Regions from separate parts of the Homo sapiens genome. Here all the other regions are linked to region 1. Evidence: chromatin contacts called from ENCODE Hi-C or POLR2A ChIA-PET data. All regions are on one chromosome and are shown on one strand. The core of a region is the stretch at or near the end of the contact, and the rest is flanking DNA. Distances in the headings are between cores, read along the strand shown. Region 1 holds the start of LINC01894 (long intergenic non-protein coding RNA 1894). Region 2 overlaps ZNF521 (zinc finger protein 521). Region 3 overlaps ZNF521 (zinc finger protein 521).

The links. A loop is a pair of places that touch in the nucleus more often than their neighbours do. ChIA-PET counts read pairs that join two places held with the same protein, here RNA polymerase II (POLR2A). Pooled maps may share reads with other maps.
Region 2: a loop to region 1 is called in a map of endothelial cell of umbilical vein, with 9 times the contacts of the local background. The contact joins the enhancer-like site here to the promoter of LINC01894 in region 1. A Hi-C loop is called at or near these places in 7 of 168 maps with a recorded cell type or tissue (chondrocyte, endothelial cell of umbilical vein, gastrocnemius medialis and 3 more) and 8 of 50 pooled maps. POLR2A ChIA-PET finds 5 or more read pairs at or near these places in 2 of 52 experiments (AG04450 and BJ).
Region 3: a loop to region 1 is called in a map of psoas muscle, with 2.3 times the contacts of the local background. The contact joins the enhancer-like site here to the promoter of LINC01894 in region 1. A Hi-C loop is called at or near these places in 2 of 168 maps with a recorded cell type or tissue (cardiac septum and psoas muscle) and 3 of 50 pooled maps.

The regions. Positions count from the first base shown.
Region 1 is chr18:24,986,696-24,989,267 of GRCh38, reverse strand. It overlaps LINC01894 (long intergenic non-protein coding RNA 1894), which reads left to right and starts at 1,289. Exons shown (of 2, transcript NR_146903.1): 1 at 1,289-1,911.
Region 2 is chr18:25,228,062-25,230,633 of GRCh38, reverse strand. All of the region lies in intron 3 of ZNF521 (zinc finger protein 521), which reads left to right. Among named protein-coding and RNA genes, the nearest start is that of ZNF521, 120 kb to the left of the region's middle. RefSeq lists an enhancer at 614-2,264. Within about 2 kb of position 1,280, at least 3 of the 41 ENCODE cell types and tissues checked have a DNase peak (open chromatin) inside an H3K27ac peak, as active enhancers do; they include endothelial cell of umbilical vein, where a contact is called at or near this core.
Region 3 is chr18:25,135,348-25,137,919 of GRCh38, reverse strand. All of the region lies in intron 5 of ZNF521 (zinc finger protein 521), which reads left to right. Among named protein-coding and RNA genes, the nearest start is that of LINC01894, 150 kb to the right of the region's middle. Within about 2 kb of position 1,283, at least 2 of the 41 ENCODE cell types and tissues checked have a DNase peak (open chromatin) inside an H3K27ac peak, as active enhancers do.

The sequences.
Region 1 (2,572 bases), core at 40-2,539:
CACACACAGCGTGGTTTTTAAAATGGGATATATATAAAAATGGATATATATATGTGTGTATATATATATAAAAATGGATATATATGTATGTATTTAATACGGAGTCTTGCTCTGTCAACCAGGCTGAAGTGCAGTGGTGCATTTTTGGCTCACTGCAATCTCTGTCTCCTGGGTTCTCCTGGGTTCAAGTGATTCTCGGGCCTCAGCCTCCCAAGTAGCTGGGATTACAGACATATACCACCACGCCTGGCTAATTTTTGTATTTTTAGTAGAGACCAGGTTTTGCCATGTTGGCCAGGCTGTTCTTGAACTCCTGACCACAAATGATCCACCCGCCTTGGCCTCCCAAAGTGCTAGGATTACAGGCATGAGCCACTGTGCCTGGCTTGGTCTTATATATTTTTAAATGAAGTGGTTGTGTGGGTAGTTACCTGTCGGATTTGCACCATTATAAAAACAAATACAAACTACTTGGCTCATTTGCAACAAAGTTTGTGCAAGAACTGTGGCAAGTGAGCCTCCTGAAGTTCAGGAACTGCAAGAGAGAAGGGTTCCTGTGAGAGCCACTCCCAGAGGTCTTGGCCAATCAGGATGGCTTCAGCAGTGAGCAAGTGCTGAGCTGAATTCAGGGGCCTCTGGAGATCAGTGCTGCTGGGCGTGGAGCAACTTACAGTGCCCCACACAGCCACCCTGAGGCCAAACAGGATGCCCCCTTTTCCTGCTTCCACACATATTCCTTAGACTTCTCCTTTTTTGTGATATTTTTCATTTTCAACTCAAACCTGCCCTCAAAATCGCTTAAATCTGATTGTGTCTTTGTAAACATGTAGGGAGTGAAGACACACCATGTGATTCGCCTCGGGCCCCACACACCCTAGGGATCATTCTTGGATCCTCTATGCTTGGACGGGACACAATTGTTTTAGTTACGTAGGACCAGGAGAATTTGCAAAGTTATCAACAAGAGCATAGGGTCAGAGAGGAAGAGTGAAGCAGAGACAGTGAACTTTAGAAGCATAATCTCATTTAATCTTTCCAATATCCAGAAATTGAGGATTTCTTAAATTCACATATACACTGAGGACCAGGAAGACTTGTTATTAAAGTTACCCATGTAAGTGGCAAAGCTGGGCTCCAAATCCAGGCTGGGTTGATTCCAAGGCTCTTGTTTTTCACTGCGCAATTCTGAAGGCAGCACAGGTTCCTGAACAAAGTGTTCTGGGCATTCCAAACTTTCAACTGTCACCAAAAAGCCCAGCAAAAATGGGGGGAAATCCTTCAGGGAACTATTCTCAAGTGAGCCACAGGAAGAGTCCTGTTTTGAGGGCAAGGCTTTTCTTGAAAACTACACTCTCTATGCAGCTCATTCCTGAAGAAGGGCTTTGGCATGTGGAGATTATGCCCTCTTGCTAGGGTACTGGAAGGGATCCATGTGGTATTGTCCCAGCAATAACTCTGCCACAGAGATATGCGATCTCCAGCAGCTGTCGGCAGGCTTCACTCCCATTCCATCCTCCTTCCTGCATCCAGTAGTCTCCCAGCCCCGCCTCACCCTCCCACTGCTCCAGAAGAATGACAGAACTCAGAGCTGCAAGAGAAAGAAGACTGAATTCAGTCTCTCTTGCAGAAAAATTGTTTTCCGTCAAGTTGATAATAATGATCACACTGAGAATGAATGACTCAAGATGAATATCCAAAGATATATCAAAACCTGGTCAGCAGTCGTGGGGAAAGGAAGAAAGCCTGAGTTGAGTTTATGAAAGTTTTCCACTAAAGTCAGCAACAGCTTAAATTCAAACCAGGCACAAGACGCTTGAATCTCCATATGAGTTGTTCATCAAAGGGCTGAAAGAAAAGAAATCTGAGCCCGAGCACGGTCTGGCCTAAAAGCTTTCAAGTGACTCCTTTCTGGTAAGGAAACTATTTCCTTTGTCTGTACATGTTCAGGAAAACTGCCTTTTTGGAGCCTGGTTCATTCTCAATTCAGGTCACAGTTATTTTCACCAGTTAAAAGAAAAAATCCTAAGCATGGAAATGTCTGCTGTTCACCATACTCACACTCACAGATGCACACACACACACACACACACAGTTATAAATACACAGATCGTGTTTATTCATACTGGAATACTATATGACTTACATGTTTATTCTAGGCTGATTTCAACTGGGGTGAAGCAGCTAGCACTCTGGTATTCAGGTTATCTATGACTCTGTTTGCTAGAAATCAGGGAAGTCATGTACCATGATATTGCCAACACGCCTTTAATAAAAAAAAGCAAGCTCAGAGCTTAAATCCAGACTTCTTTGCTAAGGAAAGTAGGCTATTTAGACAGGATTGCATTGATTAAAAGTGAGGAGGAATAGCCAAACTCCACAAGGAAATGAATCTTCGTGGCTACCCCATCTCGGGCTTCCTTTCTTTCAGCACTTGGTTTAGACAAATGGCTCTGGAGTTCGCAGGGTTTGTTCACAGTCAGTTGAGAGGGATCTCCCCTCTGCTCACTTGATTTTCAGCTTGCAAACCCTTACACAGCATTCAGATGGAACAGTAGCTGGGAGATCATGAGGG
Region 2 (2,572 bases), core at 31-2,530, 240 kb before region 1:
GATTCAGGAACCTGAGTTGAAAGAATCTTCTACAGTTTCTTCCACGTGTAAAAAGAAATTGACATCGTTTAAACCTATATTCACCATTTAAGCTTAGTTTGCACTGTGGCTGCCAAAAAGCCTAAGTTAATGGGGATGGATAACTCTCAAAGTCTTAGGTAGACCTCAGAGTATGTTGGCGGGGAGACCATCACCACAAAAGTCTTGGAGGAGTCTGATACCTGAAGAGTGTGGACCAACCCGCTTGGAGTAGTGAGTCCCTGTGTGTTCTTTGGAGAACACAATCCATTTACAGTACTGGCAAATGAGAGTTTTTACATTTTATATTTTAAAACAGAAATCAGCCTTTCAGGGATGCTTTATTTATTTTTCTATAAGTATTATTCCTTGCTCAAACTATTTACTTCTGCTCAATCCCCACGCCTTATGACTTCTAGAGGGGGTGTTGTGTAATTTCCTTTACAAAGACAAGTAATGGGGACTGGAGAGAAGAAAGAAAAGGTTTCTGCTCTCTTGAATCCTGGTTAAAACCTTGATCCTAACCTTCAGCTCACTTGACGTGTCACTGAAATTTACAAGCTTAAGAGAACAGTTATATAATAGATATAGTCAGGCATGGACCACAGACAAGAACCTGAATTAAGCCTGGTGTTAGGGATTGCATAATTTTTATAATGGTCCATTGCTCTATAATTCTTTATGTATTTGTAAAAAATATATCATACCTGGACACAATCTGCAATTTAATTATAAATTCACTTGCTCAATTTTCAAGCTCAATAGTTACATCCTTCTAGGCTGGATGCATTACAAATTCTGATTCACTGTTTTCCCCAAATGTATAAATGAGAAGATGTGTTTGAAAATATTTTTTAAATGAAATAGCAGGATTTAAGCCTAAAAGATAAATGTGAAATGTGGTAGATTTTACCTAGAATGTTGAGTACATTTAATAGATGGCCTTTTTTTTCAATTAGGGTAAATATTTGAAACCTTGATTTGTTTCAGGTATATTAGCTTTAGGTGACAACACTTTTTTAAGGGGAAAACTAGATCATTATTGAGTTTTTTTGCTTTTAGTTAAATTTTTTTTTTTGTATGTTGAGTGGTGAGTTGAGTTTATCTGCATATGTTCCTGGTGTATTCACTTTAAGTATAAATCACATCCACATCCATCAGACCCTTTCTTATGCTGGAAACATGTTGGGTTATAGAGTCCTATAAATGAGGATGCAAAATCATGCGGTTTTCAACTTGTATGGCGAAGCTTTGTTGCAGTGGGCAAGGATCCAGGAATGGTGTTTGGTTGTTTTCTCAGAGTGAGAGGGTTGCCATCTGGCATTGATAGTGAGATGGTGTTGTCATCAGTTTCTAGATGCAGGAAAGGAATGATCCTCATCTGTTTCCTGTGGATAAGGAAGAGGCTGACAATCTAGTAAAATCTTGTTACCTTAAAGAAAGCAGACATGGAATTCGTTTACATAATGCTCACCAGTTTCTACTTTTATATTAATCATTTAGCTTGCTAGTGAACTTCAGCTTTGAAGAATTTAAAAACTTATTTGAACATACTCTAATTGAATACCATTAGAATATTCTAATAATGCTCTAACTGAGCCTCTTATTCTAACTGAAACACTATCCCCACCAGCTCCACTCCATGGTCTTTACTTGTGTGTTTTTTTGAAAAATCGTGCTCCTTTGGAGAGTGGAAAGCTTTTAAAGTTTCTTCTGATCTTGAATAATAGGTTATGAAAAGCAAAAAAGAGGTTTCACAACCTGCTTTGAGATGGTCTTATTTTCCACTTGGATATCAAGAAAGCAACAGAAATAACAGTGCACGTTTGCTAAGAACATAGTTTTTAAAATCACCTAATATAAGGTAACATTCCTTTATGGATAACTTGCTAAGTTTATATCTGGCTCTCAGTCTTGTTTGTCTTCTTTTTGTCACTCATAAATCTTTCAGCATTTACCATAATCATTTATCACTTTTCCTGTTTCCAGTTTTTCACAAGTTGCTTTGTCTCTGCTCACCTCAAAGTGCAGGTCCTGTTTAGCTAAGGAAGTTCAGGCTGCTGAAGCTTTTGCAAAAGGAAGATATGGTGGGCCACCTCTTGAACTTTCCAAACAAAATACACTATTAAAATCTGGCCCTTGTGAAACTCTCATTTTTTCTTGATCCTAGCTGATCCTAGCTACATGTAATATCTAGCAGTACCCTTCTAACATTTAATAATCCATTTTCTGGCCTATGGAATTCGAATTTCAGTTATTGAAGAAATCCTGGTTATCTTTCATTACACAAGACATAATTATTATTGTGTTTTCTGTCTTCTTTCATGTGCTTACTTTTTAATATTTTTTTGCTGAAAGCAATAAGGTCTGTATCAATAAGAACCCCGTAACAGATTTTGGTCTGCAGAATTGCCTTTTTATATAAAAACAAGCAAAATGCAGAGGGAATTTTTTATTAAATATTAGACATCTGGGTTGACTGCATTAATTTTAAATCATTCCCGTAATATTTCCTCTTTTCATTTGGTTCTTCAGATGCTCACATAATATGCAA
Region 3 (2,572 bases), core at 34-2,533, 150 kb before region 1:
CTTTTTTTGCTTTTAGTAAAACAGTGCTGCATAAAGAACGGTGGCCTTAGGATTAGGCATCCTTAGGATCAAACGCTAGCTTTGCCACTTACTAACTAACACATGGAAGTCTCTTATTTTCTCTGGGACTTGGTTCCTCAGCTGTTAAATGAAGGCGTTGGACTCGATGTCTGTCCCAGTTCTTCCCCAATGAGGTTGAGGCTCACTGCTGGGATTTAGGAAGTGTGTGTGCACACACATGTGCTCTGTCTGTCTGCTTGTCCATAAGGAAGTGCAGAATCTGGACAGGAAAAATGAAGAAGACGGACTTGATTTCCTGCTGACATTTTCCTCTGAGCCAGTCAGATCAGTCAGCTGCACTGGACTCCATGGGACCAGTCTTCATACCTGTGATTGTCTGCTTAGTGGAAGGTCTAAATGTGGTAATACAAATGAATTGGCCATTACCGGCGAGACAAATCCTGATAATACAGTTAGGAACTGTCAGAGGAATCCGCCAAAGAAACAAGAGCAAAGCTTGTAGGGGCAGCCTACTTCCAAATATCCCAGTTCTAACAGTAGAGAAACCTTTGCCCGAGGTGATACTGTGGGGCAGGGTTTGAAGGAGCCTTCTCCACCACTTATAGCTGCTGGATTGTAAAGGTTATTTTGGTTTGTGTTTTAAAAGGAAAGCTATTTGCACTCATGCCATACACTGTGGTTGTTCTTTAACACTGCTTTGGCAAGCAGAGGAGTTTTCAGGAAGGACATTAGCAAGAAGGGTTATAGATTTTGGCTGTTTTAGGAAGACGCAGTCTTTCAATTACATTTAAAAAGCACCAGAAATGGAACACTTGTTTTTATAGACGTAATCGGATTTGGACTGGACTGTGGTGTGGCGAGACTCATCCTGGGGGTTACAAGGAGACAGAGGAGGATCCTTTTGGGAGGTCAGAGGGCACAGCAGCAGGAACCAGGCCTCCCTGCCTGTGTTTTTCCCAAGGTCTCTTGTATTCCCCCAGTCCAACAACCACATTCGGCACACTCACTCACACACACATGTGGTGTCCCATTTGGTTTAACAGTTCAAATTCATATAGGAACTTTCAATTTGAAATTCAGCTCTGTGGGTGATCTTTTGGGGCGGAGAATATTTCAACATAATCTAATGGAATGAAATAATTTTCTGTTTTATTACTAGACTCCAAAACAAAGGATCTGGCGTCTGGTGCCCACACCTCTGTAATCAGTGCATGACAGGAGAGACAGCGTAGCCTAGTGATTAACTCTGGTGTCCCTGGAGTCAGGAATCCCTCTTCCCACTCCCTGCTTCTGCCCTTCTCACGTGGTCTTGGGTGAGTCATTCACCCTTTCTCAACCTGAACCTCTCCTTCTATGAAAACAATAAAACTGATCATTGATAATAATAGTAATACCTCAAAGGGCTATAGAAAGAATTCAATGAGGTCACATATGCAAAGAGCTCAGAGCAGCACCTAACAGTAATTACCCAACCCATGTTAGACATTATTGTTGTTATTATTGTTGTGTTTTTAATACTTAGCCTTTCTGACTCTTGTTTTCTTACCTGAAATGTGAAAGAGTTGAACTAGGTGATCTGAAAACTCCTCTATCTCCAAAGCTTACTAAAATATTGATGTAAAATAGGGACTATATAGAAGTATTTTAAACAAATTGGCATGAACATAATATCAACAAATCACTATGCACTTTCTGCATTAATTGCATAGAAATGAAATTTTTCTTTCCAAAGAAACTGTATATCCAGAAGAAGAAAACATTGGGAAGCCAACAACTTTTTTTATATATTATTACGAAATTTTTGGTGCATTTCTTTTAACAAAATAGCTTATTGATTTATGTGAAGGGAAAAAGGGGAATATTTCTGTCTACTTTAATTTTCTCTGATTTTTTTGTTGAGTAGCAATAATGTATTTTATCTTGTATAATCTTTCAAAAGCCTTCACGTTTTTAACAAGATCTTACAGCTGTTTATATGTTATACTGAAATATAATATTGACTAAGCTGACATATATATTAAAAAGCAACCAAGGAATAAAGGGTATTGTTTTGGTATATAAATCAAAAATAATACAGCAACTGGTCTTTCAGTGATTAAAGCTGCCTTTCCCTTTAATAACTCTCCTAAGAAACAGGAAATGTAATTTCCCTACACCTTTCCTGGGGCTCTCCAATCAGCTAGGTCCTCTGGGGGTTCCCTACTGTATATTCCTTCATCAACAAGGAGTCCCCCAAGGGGCCCACACACACTCTGTTAAAATTAGCTGTGCTCCACATTAGTGACGGGAGCTGAGTATTCCTCAGAGGGGTACACAGTTGTATGGTGCTGCTTCCTGTTTGAGCAAAATCATATCTTTAATTGCAGAGAATTTTTTTCATTACCTGTTAATTGATAAATCATGCTTGCTCCTGCTGCTGTGGCTTGTGTAGCAAACCTGGTCATGGAGCCGTCTCCAGCCCAACCCCCATCATCCTTCCAACCCAAACAAAAAGGAAAAGAAACATTATGGCCAGAGAAGGAAAACAAGCAGGTTGGATTTCTGGGCAGTA